Regions from separate parts of the Homo sapiens genome. Here region 1 is linked to region 2. The links are chromatin contacts, found by Hi-C or POLR2A ChIA-PET in ENCODE. All regions are on one chromosome and are shown on one strand. The core of a region is the stretch at or near the end of the contact, and the rest is flanking DNA. Distances in the headings are between cores, read along the strand shown. Region 1 overlaps CCDC63 (coiled-coil domain containing 63). Region 2 holds the start of CCDC63 (coiled-coil domain containing 63).

What was found. Hi-C counts contacts between places; a loop is a spot of excess contacts on that map. ChIA-PET counts read pairs that join two places held with the same protein, here RNA polymerase II (POLR2A). Pooled maps may share reads with other maps.
Region 1: a loop to region 2 is called in a map of heart right ventricle, with 2.6 times the contacts of the local background. The contact joins the enhancer-like site here to the promoter of CCDC63 in region 2. A Hi-C loop is called at or near these places in 17 of 168 maps with a recorded cell type or tissue (Calu3, IMR-90, K562 and 13 more), 7 of 37 single-sample maps with no recorded cell type and 23 of 50 pooled maps. POLR2A ChIA-PET finds 5 or more read pairs at or near these places in 7 of 52 experiments (BJ, CD8-positive, alpha-beta memory T cell, H1 and 3 more).

What each region holds. Positions count from the first base shown.
Region 1 is chr12:110,885,892-110,890,838 of GRCh38, forward strand. The region is part of intron 8 of CCDC63 (coiled-coil domain containing 63); the gene reads left to right. Among named protein-coding and RNA genes, the nearest start is that of MYL2, 32 kb to the right of the region's middle. Within about 2 kb of position 2,265, at least 10 of the 41 ENCODE cell types and tissues checked have a DNase peak (open chromatin) inside an H3K27ac peak, as active enhancers do; they include Panc1 and heart right ventricle, where a contact is called at or near this core.
Region 2 is chr12:110,844,049-110,848,544 of GRCh38, forward strand. CCDC63 (coiled-coil domain containing 63) reads left to right here and starts at 2,939. Exons shown (of 12, transcript NM_152591.3): 1 at 2,939-3,057.

The DNA of each region.
Region 1 (4,947 bases), core at 1,015-3,514, 41 kb after region 2:
ATAGAGCTTGCAGAGCAAACTTGTGATTTAATGGATATTTACTTAGGGTAGTAAGTAATAATAACAGTAAACAAAGAATAATAAACATAATGGCTTGGTTTACAGAAAACTATTATAGATAATAACAGTCCATGTGGCTGCAAAAAATGGAGTGAAGGTGACTTTATCAATTAGGGTTGTCACAGGAAACAGCACAGCCAACATGGGTAAATTGGCCAGGCACAGTGGCTCACACCTGTAATCGCAGCACTTTGGGAGGCCGAGGCGGGTGGATCACCTGAGCTCAGGAGTTCGAGACCAGCCTAGGCAACATAGTGAAACCCTGTCTTTACTAAAAATACAAAAATGAGCTGGGCATAGTGGCCTGCACCTGCAATCCCACTACTTGGGAGACTGAGGCAGGAGAATCCTTTGAACCCGGGAGGTGGAGGTTGCAGTGAGCCGAGATGGCGCCACTGCACTCCAGCCTGGGTGATACAGGGAGACTTCGTCTCAAAAAAAACCAAAAAAAAACCCACCCCAAAAAACCACCAAAACCCAAAAATAAAATGGGTAAATTGAGGAGAGTTTTTAAAAAGGGACTGTTTCCAGACATCTAAGGAAATTAAGAAGGGAGCATGCGGGAGTAGCCAGAGCTCCAGAAATGGGTCAGGGGAGGGAGGAATGAGGATATGGCTGCCTGCTATGCCCTTCCTGGAGGGGTGCAGCCAAATTAGGGACGGGCCCAGGGGGTGGCAAATACCCCAACCTCCCTCTCCTCCCACCCTTTATCTCCCACTTGTGCCTCCCACTGGCTGGGCTACTCAGCAGCCAAGCACAAGGAAGCCCATTGGTGCAAGCCCTGCAGGTCCCAGGCAGGGCATGGGGAGGTGTGGGGTGGGAGGTGCACCCGGGGGTGGGGAAGACAGACTTGAAGGACCCTCATGCCACTCTCTGTCCCCCTCCCGGAAGGAGGTCTTCCTGGACAAGGGTCCAGGACAGGCACAGGAAATGGTTCTTCCCCAGAAATGACCTTGACCTCACATTCACCTTGAGGCTGCTCTCATCCTTTCCTCCTGCAGTCGCACAGCATCTCCTGCACAAGGACAAGTGCAGGTGCTCTGGTTCTCAGTCTCTCTATCTGTAGAATGGCACACACACTTGGACTAGAGGAGTCCTCCAAGTCCAAACTCTTTTTATAAAAAAAGTTTCAAACTTTTATTTAAAAAGCTACAAAACTTTTTTTTTAAATTTTCTTTCTTTTTTTCTTTTTTTGAGACAGAGTCTTGCTCTGTCACCCAGGCTGGACTGTAGTGGCACGATCTTGGCTTACTGCAACCTCCACCTCCCGGGTTCAAGCGATTCTCCTGCCCAGGCTCCAGAGTAGCTGGGACTACAGGCAGAGCCACCACACCTGGCTAATTTTTGTATTTTTAGTAGAGACAAGGTTTCATCATGTTGGCCAGGATGGTCTCGAACGCCTGAACTCAGGTGATCCGCCTGCCTCGGCCTCCCAAAGTGTTGGGATTACAGGGATGAGCCACCACGCCCGGTGGTGGCTTGCTCTGCAAGCTCTATTCTTATACAAAATGTTTTTGTTTAATCCCATGTTATGAGGAAACACTGGTACATAAAACATAGGAAATGGAGCAGACCTGGATGAAGGAGTGGCGGTGGGATGGGCCATGGGAGGGGGCTGGGACCCTACCTTTTTGCCTTCTTCTGGCACCTTTGCTCAGACTAAGGGATCAGGTTAAAAAAATTTTTTTTTAATTAAAAACAATTAGAATTCTAACATCTGACTTCACCCCTCCCTAGAGGGCTGGGGGCGGAGTCTCATAAACTAGCCTCCTGAGTTGCTGGGACTACAGGCGCGCGCCACCACGCCCAGCTAATTTTTGTATTTTTAGTAGAGACGGGGTTTCACCATGTTGGCCAGGATGGTCTCATCTCTTGACCTCGTGATCCGCCCACTTCGGCCTCCCAAAATGCTGGGAATACAGCGTGAGCCACCGCGCCCGGCCCCAGCCTTCTTTTTTAGTTTCGTTTGGTCTCCTCCACCTCCCCAAGTTGTTAAATTCTTAGTGGCAGTGATTTAAAAACCAGGATATTCCACATGAAAGTCTGAATTTCTGGTTTCCCTTGGAAAATCAGATCTGACACCTCCCGCCCACATTCCCGCGGGAATCCGAGTTCCTACAAACGGAGCCATCGGCTCCCTCTTCGCTCACAGAGACCAGCCAGGCTGAAGTGCTCCAGGGCCCGCAGAGCTTAGCGGGCCTTTGAGTTGCTAACTGAGGTTCAGGCGCGTCACCACTGTCCTCTGGCGTCCATTTGCGGTATTGCAGGGAAGGTCTTTGCGGGCAGGCCTGGAAGTGGGCAGGACCCTGAATTCTCGGGTCCCAGTGGGACACCGAGGGAGGACAAGCCCTAGCAGAGGGGTATGAGGACCCCAGCTGAATATCCTGACCTGATAGAAAATATTCCTGAGCTGAATTGGCCTTGATTTTCCCCACTCCTCATAAGGGGACCCTCTTCCTTAGGGTCATGACAAATATGTCTAAGATGGGTAAGCGCTGCCCTCTCTGGGCCTCAGTTTCCCCATCTGTAGAGTGATATTTGGACCAGAACAGTAGCTTCCAAGCTCTTTGTTAAGGTTACAGAACTATGACTTTTTGGGCTCAAATAGATCTGCAAATGCCTGTTGAATAAGTCCAGAGAGCACTGATTTCCAATGGTAAGACTTAATTTTGCAAAAAATGTTATAGGACAAAGATATGCTCACTGTAGAGAATCTGGAAAGCAACTAAGGATGGAAGGAATTTTAAACCACCCACTATCCCATTGCCTGAGACAATCACTGGTGACATTCTGAAATATTTCCTTCCAACTTCCAACTTTTTTTTTGGTCCTTCTTTCCTTCCTTCCTTCCTTCCTTCCTTCCTTCCTTCCTTCCTTCCTTCCTTCCTTCCTTCCTTCCTTCCTTCCTTCGTTTTTCTTTCTTTTTCTTTCTTCTTTTTTTGCAGGATCTCACACTGTCACCCAGGCTGGAGTACAGTGGCTTGATCTTGGCTCACTCCAGCCTCAATCTCCCTGGCTCAGGTGATCGTCTCATCTCAGCCTCCAGAGTGGCTGGGACTACAGGCACACACCACCACACCCAGCTAATTTTTGTATTTTTTGCAGAGATGAGGTTTCAGTGTGTTGCCCAGGCTGGTGTCAATGGTTGTGCTTTTCAAATGTAACATAGTTATTATCATATAAAGTTGTGTATCTGATTGAAGCAAATGTCCTTTTGGTTACTCGTTCATCCAGCAAGTATTTATTGAGCACCTACTGCGTTCCAGACACTGCTCTAGACCCTGATAATGTGGCAGTGAACAGGATGACAAAAAGTTCAGCCCTCACAGAACTGCTGTTTTGGCAGGGAGAAACAGACAATAAACAACAAGCCCAATACTTACGTAAGTTATAGAGTAAGTTAGAAAGGGAGATGCAGTGTGGGTAAAAAGATGAAGTCGCACAGCGTAAGACGGGTTTTGGAGCCGGTTGGGGCCCCGGGCAGTTGAGAAGTTAAGATCTGAGTGAACTTACAGGTGAAGGATTGAGCTGTCCAGATCTCTGGGGAAGAACGCTCCAGGCAGAGGAAACAGCAACAGCACACGCAAAGGCCCTGACGCAGCTTGCAAGCAGGCCAGGGTGTCTGGCGCACAGAGAGAGACATGGGAGGGAGAGGGGATGAATCTGGGAGGTGAGGGCTGCTGGGCACATTTCCAGAAGAGGTTTTGGCCATTTCTCAGAGAGGCAGGGGCCATGGGAGATCTCCGAGCAGGGGAGCGGTGCCATCGACTCAGGTTATTGATGCAATTTGCAAAATAGTAAAAAGTCTCAATGTGAATCCCATCACCTGGATATGGCATTGGTTCATCTTTTTGGTAGAGATCCCCCACCCCACCCCTGCCCTGTAAAGATCGGAAGACTCACTTCCTTTCTTTTTTCCTTTTTCCAAAATCATATATTTTTTTCCGATTAGAATTTTTTTTCACAATTTGGAAAATACTAAAAAGTATAAATACAACCTCCAAATCAGGAATAATTCCATCACACGGACATAGCATTGTTTCATCTTTTTGGTAGAGTTCTTTCTGCTTTTTTAAAAATTAAAAATTTTTAGCACTTTGGGAGGCCGAGGTGGGCGGATCACTTGAGCCCAGGAGTTTGAGACCAGCCTGGGCAACATGGCGAAACCCCATCTCTACAAAAAATACAAGACACAAAAAGAAATTAGCTGGGTGTGATGGTGTGTGCCTCTAGTCCCAGCTACTCAGAAGGCTGAAGTGGGAGGATTGCTTGAGCCTGGGAGGTCGAGGCTGTAGTGAGCCAAGATCGCACCACTGCACTCCATCTGGGCAAGAGAGCAAGACCCTGTCTCAAAAAAAAAAAAATTTAAAAATTAAAGGAGATGAGCCTTCCAATCTTTACAGGGGGAAAAAAAGCAAGATAGAGCTCTTACCAAAAACATGAAGCAATGCTATGTTAGGAGATGGGATTCTTCCTGATTTGGGTTTGTATTTGTTCTTTGTAGAATTTTCCAAATTGTGTAAATATATTATTATACACCTGTGGGAAAGTGTAGGCAATTCAGAAAAACATAAAGAAAAAGTAAAAGTCACCAAGATATCATGACCTGGAGATAATTAACATTTTATTGACACTGCTTTATGAAGGCAGTGTGTGGTTACACGTTTGCACACATAGACAGACACACACACACACGCCCATTTACAAGCCTGTTTGTAGTACTAGATCATACTAGACAGTTCATGCTATTCTGTAAACGTTTTGTTTCCCAACAACTTACCATAGATACCTCCCAACATCTTCTATTTTTTTCCTCCTTTTCTTTTTTTTTTTTTTTTTTTTTTGAGACAGGATCTTGCTCTATCGCCTGGCTGGAGTGCAGTGGCG
Region 2 (4,496 bases), core at 1,689-4,188:
AGAGGGGACAGCAGAGAAAATAGTCCTTAAAAAAAGAGGCCAAGTTGAGAGACCAGGTGGTTCCAGAGAGGGCTAGAGGGAGGAGCTGCCTTGGTTTCTGACAGCTTACTAGTTCTGGGTTCTTGTTCCTCATGGGATCTGCCTCCAACCTTTGTGAGATAGCCCTAACATTCATACGATGCAGCATGCTTTAGATGAAAGAAACAGAAACTGCAATCCACACTGGCTTAAAAAACAAGAAACGTATTCATTCACATAATAGGAAATGCAGAGTTCCTATTGTTCATAATGTGGGTTTCAGGCAAGGTATGATCAGGGTGCCAGCCACATTGTTCTGTAATTCTCCCTAGGCTCCTCCCTCCATCGTGTGTTAGCCTTGATCTCACACTGGCTTCCCTCATAGTTGCCAGAGGGCTGTCAGCAACATGAGGGGCAACATGCTTTCTTGTTTGCATCCATAAGGGTAGAAAAGCATCTCCCTCTACCCCAAGTTCTTCCTTTCTGTCTGATAGGCCACTGTCAGTTGCACGCCTATTCCTGGACCAGTAGAAGTTTCTGGGAGAATGCTATGCACTAATTGGCTTAAACTTAGATTCCCAGTCATTGGCAAGGAGGTGATGGGATGGCTGTGATTTGCTAACACTAATGGAGATCTACCTTGGAGGTGTGTGTAAAACTCAACTGCTCCTGGTTACATAGGCTCAATGGGGAAGGACTGTTACCTGAACAAATTGGGATTGGCTGGGAAGAAGGAAAGGGAAACAGATGAGGAGGCCAAAGAAAAAAATTCATTTTGAGATAGTTCGAGTGGGTTTCTGATTTTTGTAACCAAAGAGTCACTTGGACTGTCAGTTTTCTGGTCTGCGTCCAAATGCCTCTGCCTGGTCCCTCTGCGGCTTGGCTCTAATTTCCTCCTGTGTTCTGGAGGCTCTGCTGTCGCCAACATTTCCCACCGCTGGCTCATCGCTTTGGCAAGCTGGCATCTCACCCTGCTCCAAGTCCCGCTGATAAAGCAGAAGGTCCCTTTAGCAGAATCGATTCTGACATGTTCTAATTAAAAAAGCCTGATACGTCTCTGCATGGCGGCTGCTGAGAGCTGCGCCCATAAAGACAAAGAGAGTAAATTCGTCGGAGGAAGGTCTATTTTTAACAAGTCCTGAACCTAATTGAACTTAATCATTTTTCAGTCGTTGACACTTGAAATGTGTGAGTCATTGGGCTCTGCATGGAGCTGAGTGCTGGAGCAGCCCTTTAAATATCAGAGATGGGAGATATCAGCTTGCAGGGCTGCTCAGATTTGGGGCTGTGGTTTCAGTCAGGGTGTGGAAAAGCGTGGGGCTCCAGAGACAGGGAGCCTTGGGTTCAAATCCTGGCTGCTCCACTGACTGCAAAACTCGGTTTCTCTAAGTCTGTTTCCCCATCTGTAAAATGAGGATGGTCAAGTGTATCCAAAACACTTCATATGAATCATTTGGAGGCAAGGCCTGACATGTAGCTGTTCATAATCTATCCTTATCTTACTTGACATGAATATTGATGTTTCCTTGCAGAAACAGTAATTCGTTTGATCTGGACTGTGTGGCCCGAACCCTGTATGTAATATACTGTCCCACTGACTTCCCTCATGGTTACAACGTGGCTGCCAGCAACATTAGGGGCAACATACTCCCTTGCGTACCATATTATCTTTCTGAAACCAAAAACATGGTAAGTTCTTTTTTTTTTTTTTGAAACGGAGTCTCACTCTGTCACCCAGGCTGGAGTGAGTGTGATCTTGGCTCACGGCAACCTTTGCCTCCTGGGTTCAAGCAATTCTCCTGCCCTAGCCTCCCGAGTAGCAGAGACTACAGGCACCCACCGGGTGTGTGCCACCATGCCGGGCTAAATTTGTTATATTTTTAGTAGAAATACAAAAAAAAAAAAAAAAAAAAAAGAAATACACAGGGTTTCACCATGTTGGCCAGGCTGGTCTTGAGCTCCTGACCTTAAATGATCTACCTGCCTCAGCCTCCCAAAGTGCTAGGATTATAGGCATGAGCCAGCGCACCTGGCCTCCAAAATATGGTAAGTTCTAAAACACACATCCTGTCCCAAGAATTTACGGATGAAGTGGAGACCTTAGCAGGGCTGAGCTACTACAATCCACTCAGGGGGCTAGGAGTTAAAGTGGAAATCACATGGAATCAAAATTACTGTAGAAAACAGGTACCCCCAATAATTTTCCATTAATTCTGTGATTGTTTCTAGAGCTTAGCCCCAGAGAAAGTAGTTGACTTGTGTTTCAGGGCCGATTGTATGAAAAATGTGTATCTTTAAACCACTAAACTCCGTTAGGGCAGTGAAAAGCTCACTTGCCTGGATCACACTTGGGTTCCCGTGTTATGCTCACAGTGGGTGGGGGTCAGGTGGATGTTCTGAAGAAAATTCTCCTGCACTGATGAAGTTATTTTTCTCATGAAATATCTCTTTCCCCCCCCGCCCCAACATTTTTTTTTAATTTATTTTTACTTTATTTTATTTTTCAGAGTAGAAAAAACTGGGCTCCTTTGAGTTAGCTGCGTGTGAAGTCTGTACCTAGCAGGGCTGCTGTGAGCATGAGTGTAGGTGTAGGCTAAGAAGACGGTGAATGGGGTGTGAGTGGGGCGAGGTGGACCAGCGATTGCATGGCGTTGGCCGAGGGAGGGGCTAAGACTGTTGATTGACTCAAGAAGTCACTTAGCGTCATGAGGGTCCGGGTAGTCTGGTAAGGGGTCGCTGGAGAGTGTGTCGCCCCTCTCCCCCAACCAAAAGCTTCCCTCCAACCAGCTGCTCTTGTCCTCTCCTCCCGAGGGCCCTGTGCCCTCCCAGCGGACTTGCAGGGGAGAACGTCCATGTTTGTGCGAGTCACAAAGGCGCCCGTTCCAGGGGTCCCAGAACGCCCGGGCGTGGGGCTGGGGGTGTGGCGCAGCGAGGCCGCGCAGCAAGCAGTCCTCCCGGCACCGTCGGAAGCGCAGTTGCAGCAGCCGTCGGACAAGCGGCCGGAGCAGCCACGGACAAGCAGTCCGGGCCCCGCCACTGGTAAGTTTCGCCGCCCGCCCGGCCGCGCCTGCTGCGCCACAGCTCCCCCTGCCAGGGAAAAGGAAAGAGCGGTCGCGGTCCCCAGTCCATTCATATCTCGCTGCCCTAAGCGTTGAAAGTATCAGGGTCTCCCGCAATCATGCATAAATAAATTGTAGTGTGTAAAATAACTCCAGAGCCGCGCGAGGTGGCTCATGCCTGTAATTCTAGCACTTTGGGAGGCTGAGGCAAGAGGATCGCTTGAGCCCAGGGGTTCGAGACCAGCTCGGGCAAATTCGTCTTTACAAAATATTTAAAAACTTAGCCGGGCGTGGTGGTGCCACCTGTAGTCCCAGCTTCTTGGGAGGCTGAAGGGGGAGGATCGCTTAAGCCCGGGAAGGTTGAGGCTGCAGTGAGCCGAGATTGAACCACTGCACGCTAGCCTGGGTGACAGAGAGAGAGAGAGACGCTCTCAAAAAAGGAAAAAAAAAAAGTTCAACAAATTTTTATTTTCCTCCCATAATAATCCTTAAAAAACAAAAAACAAAACAAACAAACAAAAAACAAGAAAAACAACAACAACAACAAAAAACTGTGTATGTGTTTCTGTGCTCCTGTTTGGCTAGTGCCCTAAGCACATGTTTAATTCCAGGTTGTGCAGCCCTGGCTCAATATGATCCACATAGCTGCCTGTCCCAAGGTCCCTAGGGAATCCTTCGGGGGCAGGCTTGTCTTTTAAAGGCAGGTTGTTAAAATTCAGAAGCAGATGAGGTGCAGGCCTAATTAGATATTAGATAAATGAAGATGATCTCTGCCTGGAGGAAACTTCATTCATTCAAACTGTATTTGCCAAGAGCTGCCCATGCGCCCAGGACTATGGATGCTGTGGTGAATAGACTGAGGCCCAAGGGGCAGGAGGCCCTTGCCTGACGTCCCCTGACCTGGGCTGCTGGGCTTCTCTGCACTTTTCCTCGCACACGCTGTTCCCCAGAAGTGGGCAGCTTTTAGATTCCTAACAGGAACTGCAAATTCAAATTCCTACTGGCTCTAGGCAGTTACAGAAAATGTGAGAATTGTGGGGAGGGGAGCTTAGCCAATAGGGAGGAGTGGGGCCTGTGGCCAGGAGAGTGAGTGCATGACCCACATTTATGTTTTGAAACACTGTGGAACAGAACTGGAGGTAGGTTGAATTGGCCCCATGGACTATGAGTTTCAGACCCTTGAATGAGAGGGTGGTAAGCCAGGGGTCAGGACATCCAGGAGATGCTCTGCAGGCCAAGCTATGAGGATGGGGGTGAGGGGGTGGATCTGTTCCCCAGGGAATGTAGGAGCCCATCCCAGAGGGCACTGATCGAAAGGGAAAGGCCTGGGTTAACATCTGGAACCTGAAGAGAAGCCAGCACCCTAGGGGAGAGTGACTATGTATGCGCATATGGATCAGCAAAAAGGCAGGAGGTGAT